Linked DNA regions of Homo sapiens: region 2 is linked to region 1. A link is an interaction called in ENCODE POLR2A ChIA-PET data of the cell type or tissue named here. Cell type or tissue: HepG2. All regions are shown on one strand.

The links. Peaks named below come from ENCODE experiments on the same cell type or tissue, not always from the same donor. Only the 100,000 strongest peaks of a DNase experiment are listed, where the experiment ranks them.
Region 2: POLR2A ChIA-PET joins it to region 1 with 5 read pairs; 4 of 35 experiments call an interaction of 5 or more read pairs at or near these places.

Annotation. Positions count from the first base shown.
Region 1 is chr20:63,659,473-63,663,472 of GRCh38, forward strand. RTEL1 (regulator of telomere elongation helicase 1) reads left to right here. Exons shown (of 35, transcript NM_001283009.2): 2 at 1-32; 3 at 1,826-2,024; 4 at 2,378-2,471; 5 at 3,074-3,155; 6 at 3,357-3,417. It overlaps RTEL1-TNFRSF6B (RTEL1-TNFRSF6B readthrough (NMD candidate)), which reads left to right. Exons shown (of 38, transcript NR_037882.1): 2 at 1-32; 3 at 1,826-2,024; 4 at 2,378-2,471; 5 at 3,074-3,155; 6 at 3,357-3,417. Among named protein-coding and RNA genes, the nearest start is that of RTEL1, 3.2 kb to the left of the region's middle. In HepG2, a CTCF peak has its summit at 98 (motif pointing left); no DNase peak of the experiment used is centred here; H3K4me3 peaks cover 319 bases.
Region 2 is chr20:63,966,910-63,970,909 of GRCh38, forward strand. It overlaps ZNF512B (zinc finger protein 512B), which reads right to left and starts at 3,021. Exons shown (of 17, transcript NM_020713.3): 1 at 2,905-3,021; 2 at 921-1,043; 3 at 472-614; 4 at 1-95. The coding sequence starts at 1,041. RefSeq lists enhancers at 1,373-1,910, 1,911-2,446 and a silencer at 3,129-3,208. In HepG2, no CTCF peak of the experiment used is centred here; DNase peaks (open chromatin) are centred at 2,202 and 3,062; H3K4me3 peaks cover 1,688 bases.

The DNA.
Region 1 (4,000 bases):
ACATGACCAAGGTCCTGGAATGTCTGCAGCAGGTAGAGCACAGGCCCCGAGGAAAGGACTGCGGGTGGGTGGAGCTTCAGCCAGGACGGGGTGTGCTTCCCTCTCCCGGCCCATTCCAGCCAGGCCCCTCCGGGCCAGAGGCAGCGTCTGTCATAAAAAGGGCTGGTGTTCCAGGTGGGGTCAGAGAGAGGATTGACAAGTAAAAACGATCGTCCTTTGAAGGGGGCCGGCCCCTCCACACCTGTGGGTATTTCTCATCAGGCGGGACGAGAGACTGAGAAAATGAATAAGACACAGAGACAAAGTATAGAGAGAAAAGTGGGCCCAGGGGACCGGCGCTCAGCATACAGAGGACCTGCACCGGCACCAGTCTCTGAGTTTCCTCAGTATTCATTAATTACTATTTTCACTATCTCAGCAAGAGGAATGCGGCAGGACAGCAAGGTGATAGTGGGGAGAAGGTCAGCAAGAAAACGTGAGCAAAGGAATCTGGGTCACAAATAAGTTCAAGGGAAGGTACTATGCCTGGATGTGCACGTAGGCTAGTTTTATGCTTTTCTCCACCCAAACATCTCGGTGGAGTAAAGAGTAACAGAGCAGCATTGCTGCCAATATGTCTCGCCTCCTGCCACAGGGCGGCTTTTCTCCTATCTCAGAATTGAACAAATGTACAATCGGGTTTTATACCGAAACATTCAGTTCCCAGGGGCAGGCAGGAGACAGTGGCCTTCCTCTATCTCGACTGCAAGAGGCTTTCCTCTTTTACTAATCCTCAGCACAGACCCTTCACGGGTGTTGGGCTGGGGGACTGTCAGGTCTTTCCCATCCCACGAGGCCATATTTCAGACTATCACATGGAGAGAAACCTTGGGCAATACCCGGCTTTCCAGGGCAGAGGTCCCTGCGGCTTTCCGCAGTGCATCGTGCCCCTGGTTTATCGAGACTGGAGAATGGCGATGACTTTTACCAAGCATACTGCCTGTAAACATATTGTTAACAAGGCACGTTCTGCACAGCTCTAGATCCCTTAAACCTTGATTCCATACAACACATGTTTCTGTGAGCTCAAGGCTGGGGCAAAGTTACAGATTAACAGCATCTTAGGGCAAAGCAATTGTTCAGGGTACAGGTCAAAATGGAGTGTGTTATGTCTTCCCTTTCTACATAGACACAGTAACAGTCTGATCTCTCTTTTCCCTACAGTCCTTGAGGGTGACAGACTTAGGAGTGCCTTGGGGGCCTCTCTGAGGAGCAGCTGATATTCACGGGTCAGGAGGAAGCATTTCCATTAGAGGGGCAGCCGGTGGCCAGCCTCACTTGGAAGGTCTTTGAACCTCGGGGGTGCAGGGAGGTGGCAGTGGTGCAGGTTGCCTTCTCCTGGGTTCCTTGAGGTGCCCTCTTGTACCCGGCTCACACCCTTCCCCTCCCCGAGTTTCCTGCTCAGGTTCCCGTCTGAGAGCTTGTATGTAGGACGTCAGATAGGACAGCATAAATGTTTGGATCCAGAAACGCAGAACAGTTTCCTATTTTGAGACTTGACACCTAATTAGTCATCTTACTATTTAAGCTGAAAAATAGTGTCGTGTTTTGGGTAACGTTCTGCAAATCGTTTGCTAATGGCGGCTGAGTTGCTTCACGCCCTTTAGGGCAAGAGTGGGACTTGCCTGTGGACTTCTCCGCGGTCCCACAGGGCTCTCGCCACCTGGCAGTGGCCTCTGCATCTGCAAAGAGCTGCCCGCTGGCTGCCGAAGCTTGTCTCAGGGCAGCTTGTGTGGCCTCGCCTCTTCCTGGCTTCCCCGTAACCCTTGCTCCGAACTCCGTTCAGAAGGTGAATGGCATCCTGGAGAGCCCTACGGGTACAGGGAAGACGCTGTGCCTGCTGTGCACCACGCTGGCCTGGCGAGAACACCTCCGAGACGGCATCTCTGCCCGCAAGATTGCCGAGAGGGCGCAAGGAGAGCTTTTCCCGGATCGGGCCTTGTCATCCTGGGGCAACGCTGCTGCTGCTGCTGGAGACCCCATAGGTGACCCTAGTTCCCAGGCCTCTCCTGGCCTCCTGTGGGGATGGTTGGCAAGGGATGGCGCTGAGGGTGGGGTGGGCCCATGGGGACTCCTGCCGTCTCTCAAGCAGAACTCAAGGAGAATTTTTTAGCTGCTGTATAATTTCTCGCCATCGTGGGTGTAAACCTAGGGTTGGGCTTTTTTGCTGAATTAGGGCACGGCAGATGCCCACTTCACCCATTTTTGATAAACCAGTATCTGGGGTGTCAGATTCTTGGCTGTCTGCAGGGCCGAGTTAGCCGAATGCCACCTGCCTTTGATACGTGAGAACGTTGTCTGAGAACCGTGACTTCTGTGCTTGCTTGTGTCTGGTCAGCTTGCTACACGGACATCCCAAAGATTATTTACGCCTCCAGGACCCACTCGCAACTCACACAGGTCATCAACGAGCTTCGGAACACCTCCTACCGGTGGGTCAGACGAGTTTACACCTGTCTCGGGGTCCTCAAGAGAACCAGCTTGGCATGGTGCTGAGTCCACAGCCCCATGCTGTGCTGTGGTGGAGGGTGGTGGTCTTTCTAGACGCTCCCCCGAAGTGTGCAGAGCGCTGGTGCCCAGGGGTGGGGTGCGGCCTGGGCTGCCTCCAATGCCCATTACTTGTGAGGAAGCAGCTTTGCATCTGTGTGCTGACCTTGGGCGGGCGTCCTGAGCTCCTCGCAGGTGCTGTTGTAGCAGCTGTGCAGTAGGTCAGGGCTGGCCCCCAGTGCAGCTTTGCACATGAAGTAGGAGGAGGCCCTGCTGCTTGTCAGAGCCCAGCAGAGTCTTGGTGTTCTGTCGGGTTCCTGTGGCCGGACCAGTGGCAGGGTGCTGTGGAAGCTGTCGAATCTCCTCCCTCTGTCCAGTACCCCCGCTCGTCTTCTAGCTCCCTCCTACGCCCGGGCCACGTTTCAGTTATGCTCACTTCCTCTGACCGCCGAGGCTCCTGCGTGTCTCCATACAGCTCACGCTGCAGGGCCACGCTGTGGGTGTTGGAGACAGCTCCTCCTCGACCCACGGTGCTCTCTCCCACCAGGCCTAAGGTGTGTGTGCTGGGCTCCCGGGAGCAGCTGTGCATCCATCCTGAGGTGAAGAAACAAGAGAGTAACCATCTACAGGTAGGCTCCTGGGCTCCCGCTCCGGCTCAGTGTCCGACAGGCGAGTGCTGCTGGGTGTCCAGAGCCCCAGGCTGCGCTCCCGCTGGGCTAGGGTTTGAAGTTCACTGGGGGACTGCAGGGGAGGACCTGGTGGGGGTGGGGACTGGCTTCGGTCCTTTCTTGGCCGTGCTTCAGCTGCGCACTCTGCCCTTCCTCCCACAGATCCACTTGTGCCGTAAGAAGGTGGCAAGTCGCTCCTGTCATTTCTACAACAACGTAGAAGGTACAAGCAGCTGGGTGGGACCAGGGTCGGGTTGGAGTGTGTGCAGCCTCTCAGGGTGGAGCTCAGTGGTGTCACAGCCTGGTTGTGCTTGCCCGGTGGGGCGGCCAGTGCGGCCATGTACCTGGGCCCTGTCTTCTGACTCGGGGCCACCCATGTTAGACTTCTGTGTGGAAGAGCTCACACAGTGGTCTGAGACAGCCAGCCGGCAAGACTGCCTCTGGCTGGTGCCTGGGGCCTTGGATTTTGGGAAGGCTCCCTCCATTTCCTGATGAGAGGGTCTCCCTGCACCTAACCTGCTGGTGCAAACAGTAGGGGTTTTGCTGAACACCGGCTTTCTCTTCGGGGACTTTGTTGCTTGCCCAGCAGCAGGTGCTCCAGTGACCGGCCCTCATACCATCTTGGGAGGGTGTCCTGGAAGCCGTGTCTGGCCTCCCGCGACCCTGCCCCGTGTGTCTTTTTCCTGTGCTGACCTTGCTGCGGAAAATTATGGCCCTGAGTGTGACTCCAGGCTGAGTCCTGTGGGTCCAACACGGGATGCCTTGGGGCCTCTTCTGGAGACGGGATGTGAGTGACAGGAGCCGGC
Region 2 (4,000 bases), 310 kb after region 1:
TAGATGCTGGGGAACTCCAGCCAGCACCCTGAGTTTGGACACTTCACCCTCGAGTGTGCCTTGAACTCATCCTTCCAGTCGTTCATCAGGGAGAGCTAGGCGTGGGGAAAGGTGGTGCTGCTGACCCGCAGCCACCTGGGCCACTGCCAGCCCGAGCCCCAGACTCAGAGCCCCCCCGGGCCTGCAGGGCACACACACCACATGAGCCCCTCAACCTCGGGACTGCAGTGGGAATTCAAGCCACCTGGCAGGGGCCATGCACAAGACCCGTTCTAGGAGCCCACCAACGCGATCCCCCGAATCTCCCGGCACATCAGATACAAAGCCAGGCCACGTGAAGTCTGCCAGGCCAGTGCCCACATCTTGAGGCATAGAGTTGGTACCAGATGTGCAGAGGACAAATCAGGGCAGGGCAGTGGCTGGATAGGGAGACCCCAGCATGAGCCCCACCATGGCCCTGAGGGAGCTCACAGGAATGTCTCGGAGGGCCTGGTTCTCGGCTTTTGGCCGCCCCTTTTTCTTCCCTTCTGTCTTGTCACTGGCTGGACTTCCCGGGTCAAAGCAGAGAGGGGCCTGGCCGGGCACTGTCTGTCCACCACGGACCACCGGCATCCCTGCAGCACACAACACAGCAAGGCTCGGAAGCTGTGTAGCACCGCCTACCACCGGCGGCTGCACAGGCCCACAGTGAGCACCGCTGTCCCAACACGAGGGCACCGGGGGCAGGGGCTGCGGCCAGCTGAGGACAAGAACCCAGGACCCTGGGCTATGTCCAAGGCAACCCCTACCCTGGTAAGGTCCTTGGGAACTCTAGGGGCCTAGCTGGGTACCTGGAGACAGGACGCCCAGGGCAATGGTCCACTCCTACCACTTGCTGCCCAGAACCATCTGGAATTGACTCTGGCCCTGACTCCTCTTACCCATCTTCGGTGGGTCATGCAGCATTGGAAGTCGGACCTCCTTTCGGCTGCCATCCTTCCCGGGACCACTCTTGCTGGACCCCGGGAGCCGACGGCCTCCAACGCAGAAAGGATCCGTCATCTCTGCAGAGCAAGTAGACAATCTGTGAAGCCTGACGGGCCCCACTTGGAACACGTGGTGAGGCTGCCCTGGAGCCCTGCCCTTGGCAGGTCCTCTCTGGTCAGGGAAGAGGGGCCTGCCTTCCTGTGGTTTTGTTCACGTGGGAAAAGCAAGTGATGGGGGCTTCTGACTTAGGGGAGGGGCTGCCAGCCAAGGTCTCCCCAGATAACCCAGGAGTCATCATCAGTTTGATAGGATCTAGTCCTGTCCTGAGACCCTCACCAACTTCCAGACCCCCTTCCCAACACGCAGCTCTACAGTGTACGCAGCTCCACAGTGTGCGTAGCCCCACAGCTGCGAAGATGATGCCGAAGGTGATGCACTCCTACCCAGTGCTGGGAGGGGGTGTGCCCCTGGGAGAGGTGCCTTGCGCAGGAGGAAGGAGGCTGGCAACATTCCTCCAGGGGCCAATTATGTCTCTGATGATGGCTGCTGGCTCACAAGCTGCCCAGGCCCAGCAGTGGGGGCACAGCTTCTCACTGGGGCCCTCATACCTTCCCATGCTGACTTGATGCAATGCCAGCCTACCCAGGCAGGTACCCTTGGAATCTTCTCTCCAGACACAGATGGAAAACAGCCAAGGTGGGCACTGAGGACCCCTGGCCCAATCTGGCACTGCACCAAGCTCCCGTCCCTGTGCCGGCTGAACTATCCTACCTGATGCTCTTCGCAGACTTGTCTCCAGGCTTGGCAGGCTGACCCGCCCCCCACCTCTCTCTGGATCCTCTCAGTCCTCTGCCTACAGACCCACCACTACCACTTCAGCCAAACAAGTCGTGGAAGCACCAGCAGTGAAGGCCCAGGATGCTGGCCAGAGAGAACGCCCTGCTGCCCAAGGCTGGGGCCCCCGAGGGCCTGTGCTGCTGGGAACCCCATCCTGAGAGCTGGGGAGCAGAGGAGACTCTGGGCCCAGCCCTGTGGAAAAGCCACGGAAGGGGGTGGGACAGGAAGCAGGGTGAGGGTTGAGTGGGCAGGTGGCCCCCTCCTGATAGCTTCTAATTAACTTGGATCCGAGGGGATGGGAAGGGGCTGCTGTGTCCAGGAGGGCCAGAGAGCTGAGGTCAGAGGTCAGGACAGTCACTGCCCATTGCCAAGGGGGAGGCCAGTGTCCGGGGACAAAGTTCTCTGGAAGTCCTCACTTTGCAACTTTTGAAAGGAGACAGGGCCGGCATGAGTCATCCCAGCACCTGATGACCCCGGTGGCCTGGGGTGCAGGTGCCTGCTGAGGCCCCACTTCCAATTTTTCTGAAGCCTGGGAGAAGAATTCAGAATAGTGGGGCCTGAGGCCAGGGCCAGCCTGGGAGGCAGAGACGCGACTGGCGCCCCGGATGAGAAGGGGCTTCGGCCCTCCCGAGCCCAGCGGGGACACAGAGCCCTCGCGGGGAGAGGGGGCTCCGCCGCGCTGCGCGCAGGAGACGCCAGCAGCGGGTCCGCCGCGTAGGCCGTTCGGCCCGGGACCCCGGCCCAGGCCTGGCGCGCGGGTGAGCGCGGCCAGGGACGCGCACCTGGGGCCAGCCTCGCCACCCACCTGTCACCTGGGGCCGGGAGCGGGCGCGGGGCGCGGGCCTCGGCCTGGCCGGGCAGGGCCGATCGCGGGCGCGGGGTGGGGGGGCGAAGGCAGTGAACCAAAATGGCGACTTTTTCTGGAGAAGGAGGAGGCAGGAAGACGGCGCCGGCGCGGGGCGCGGGGGCTCGGGCGCGGCGGGGGGCGGGGGGGCTCCGGGCCCGGCCCCCTCCTTGGCCTGCGCGCAGGGTCGAGATCCGGGGCGCGGTGGGCGCCGGGGCTGCGGCCAGAATGGGTCCGGGGCGCGGCCGGGCGCTTACCTGCGGCGCCCAGCGGGGCTGCGGCCGGGCCGGGCCGGGCCGGGGCGGGGGGCGCGGGGCGCGGGGCGCTGGGTCCGGGCGGCGCAGGCTGCGCGCCGCGCTGCGCACATGCGCGCTCCCGCCCCTCCCACCTTTGACAGTTTTACTGCGGGGGGGAGGGGGCGAACTCTCGCGTTATTCCCGCGGCCGCTCCGCGACGGGGAGGGGGCGGGGAGGGGGCGGGGGCGGGGGCGGGGGCCCGGCGCTGGCCTGTGGTTCCCCCGCTCCGCGGTTCCGCCCCCGTCGGCCGGGCCCGCAGTCCAGAGTAGCCGGTTCTGCCGTCCTGGGGCGGGGGACGTTTTTTGGACAGTGGGGTAAACTGAGGCCCGATAGGGGCGCTAGGCACTGCCCGGAGTCCGGCGCGCACGGATTGAGGCGACCTGATTCCGCCGCATCCTGGCCCGCGCGGCGAGTGTGGTCTCTGGGCTCGGGACCCTGACCTCTGGCCCTGGGGGCCGTGCACCGGCAGCGCAGGATTCAGCCTTCTTCCAACTGGCCCTGAGACCACTTTTGCGACTGACCCCCGGAGGTGCCTGGCGGCTTAAGGCCATGGGGTTTTACTGGGGTCACTGACCATTGGGTCACCCTTTCCCAGCTCTGGGGGCAGTGGTTCTGAACCAGTGCCAGGGCCTTCTCTGCCCCACAGCTTGGGCTTCTGCAGGCAGGGGGCACTGGGGTCCGGTGTGGGCTGAGTGGTCTGGAGGTGGCGGGGCACTGACAGCACAGGACTTGGGAATGAATGAGACAGAGAAAGGTTGGCTCTCCTAAAGAGGACTGGTAGGAGGCACCACACGGGACTGGCACAGGACCCACAAGAATCTCCCCCAGGAGAGCCTGCCTGCCTGCCTGCCTGCCTTCCTTCCTTCCCTCTCTTACTTCCTTCTCTCCTTCCTTCCTTCCTTCTTCCTTCCCTCCCTTCTCTTCCTTCCCTTCCCTCCCTCCCTCCCTTCTTCCTTCCTTTCCTTCCTTCTTCCTTCCTTCCTTTTCTCTTTCCTTCCTTCTCTTCTCTTCCCTCCCTCCCTTCCTCCCTTCCTTCTCTTCCTTCCCTTACCTTCCT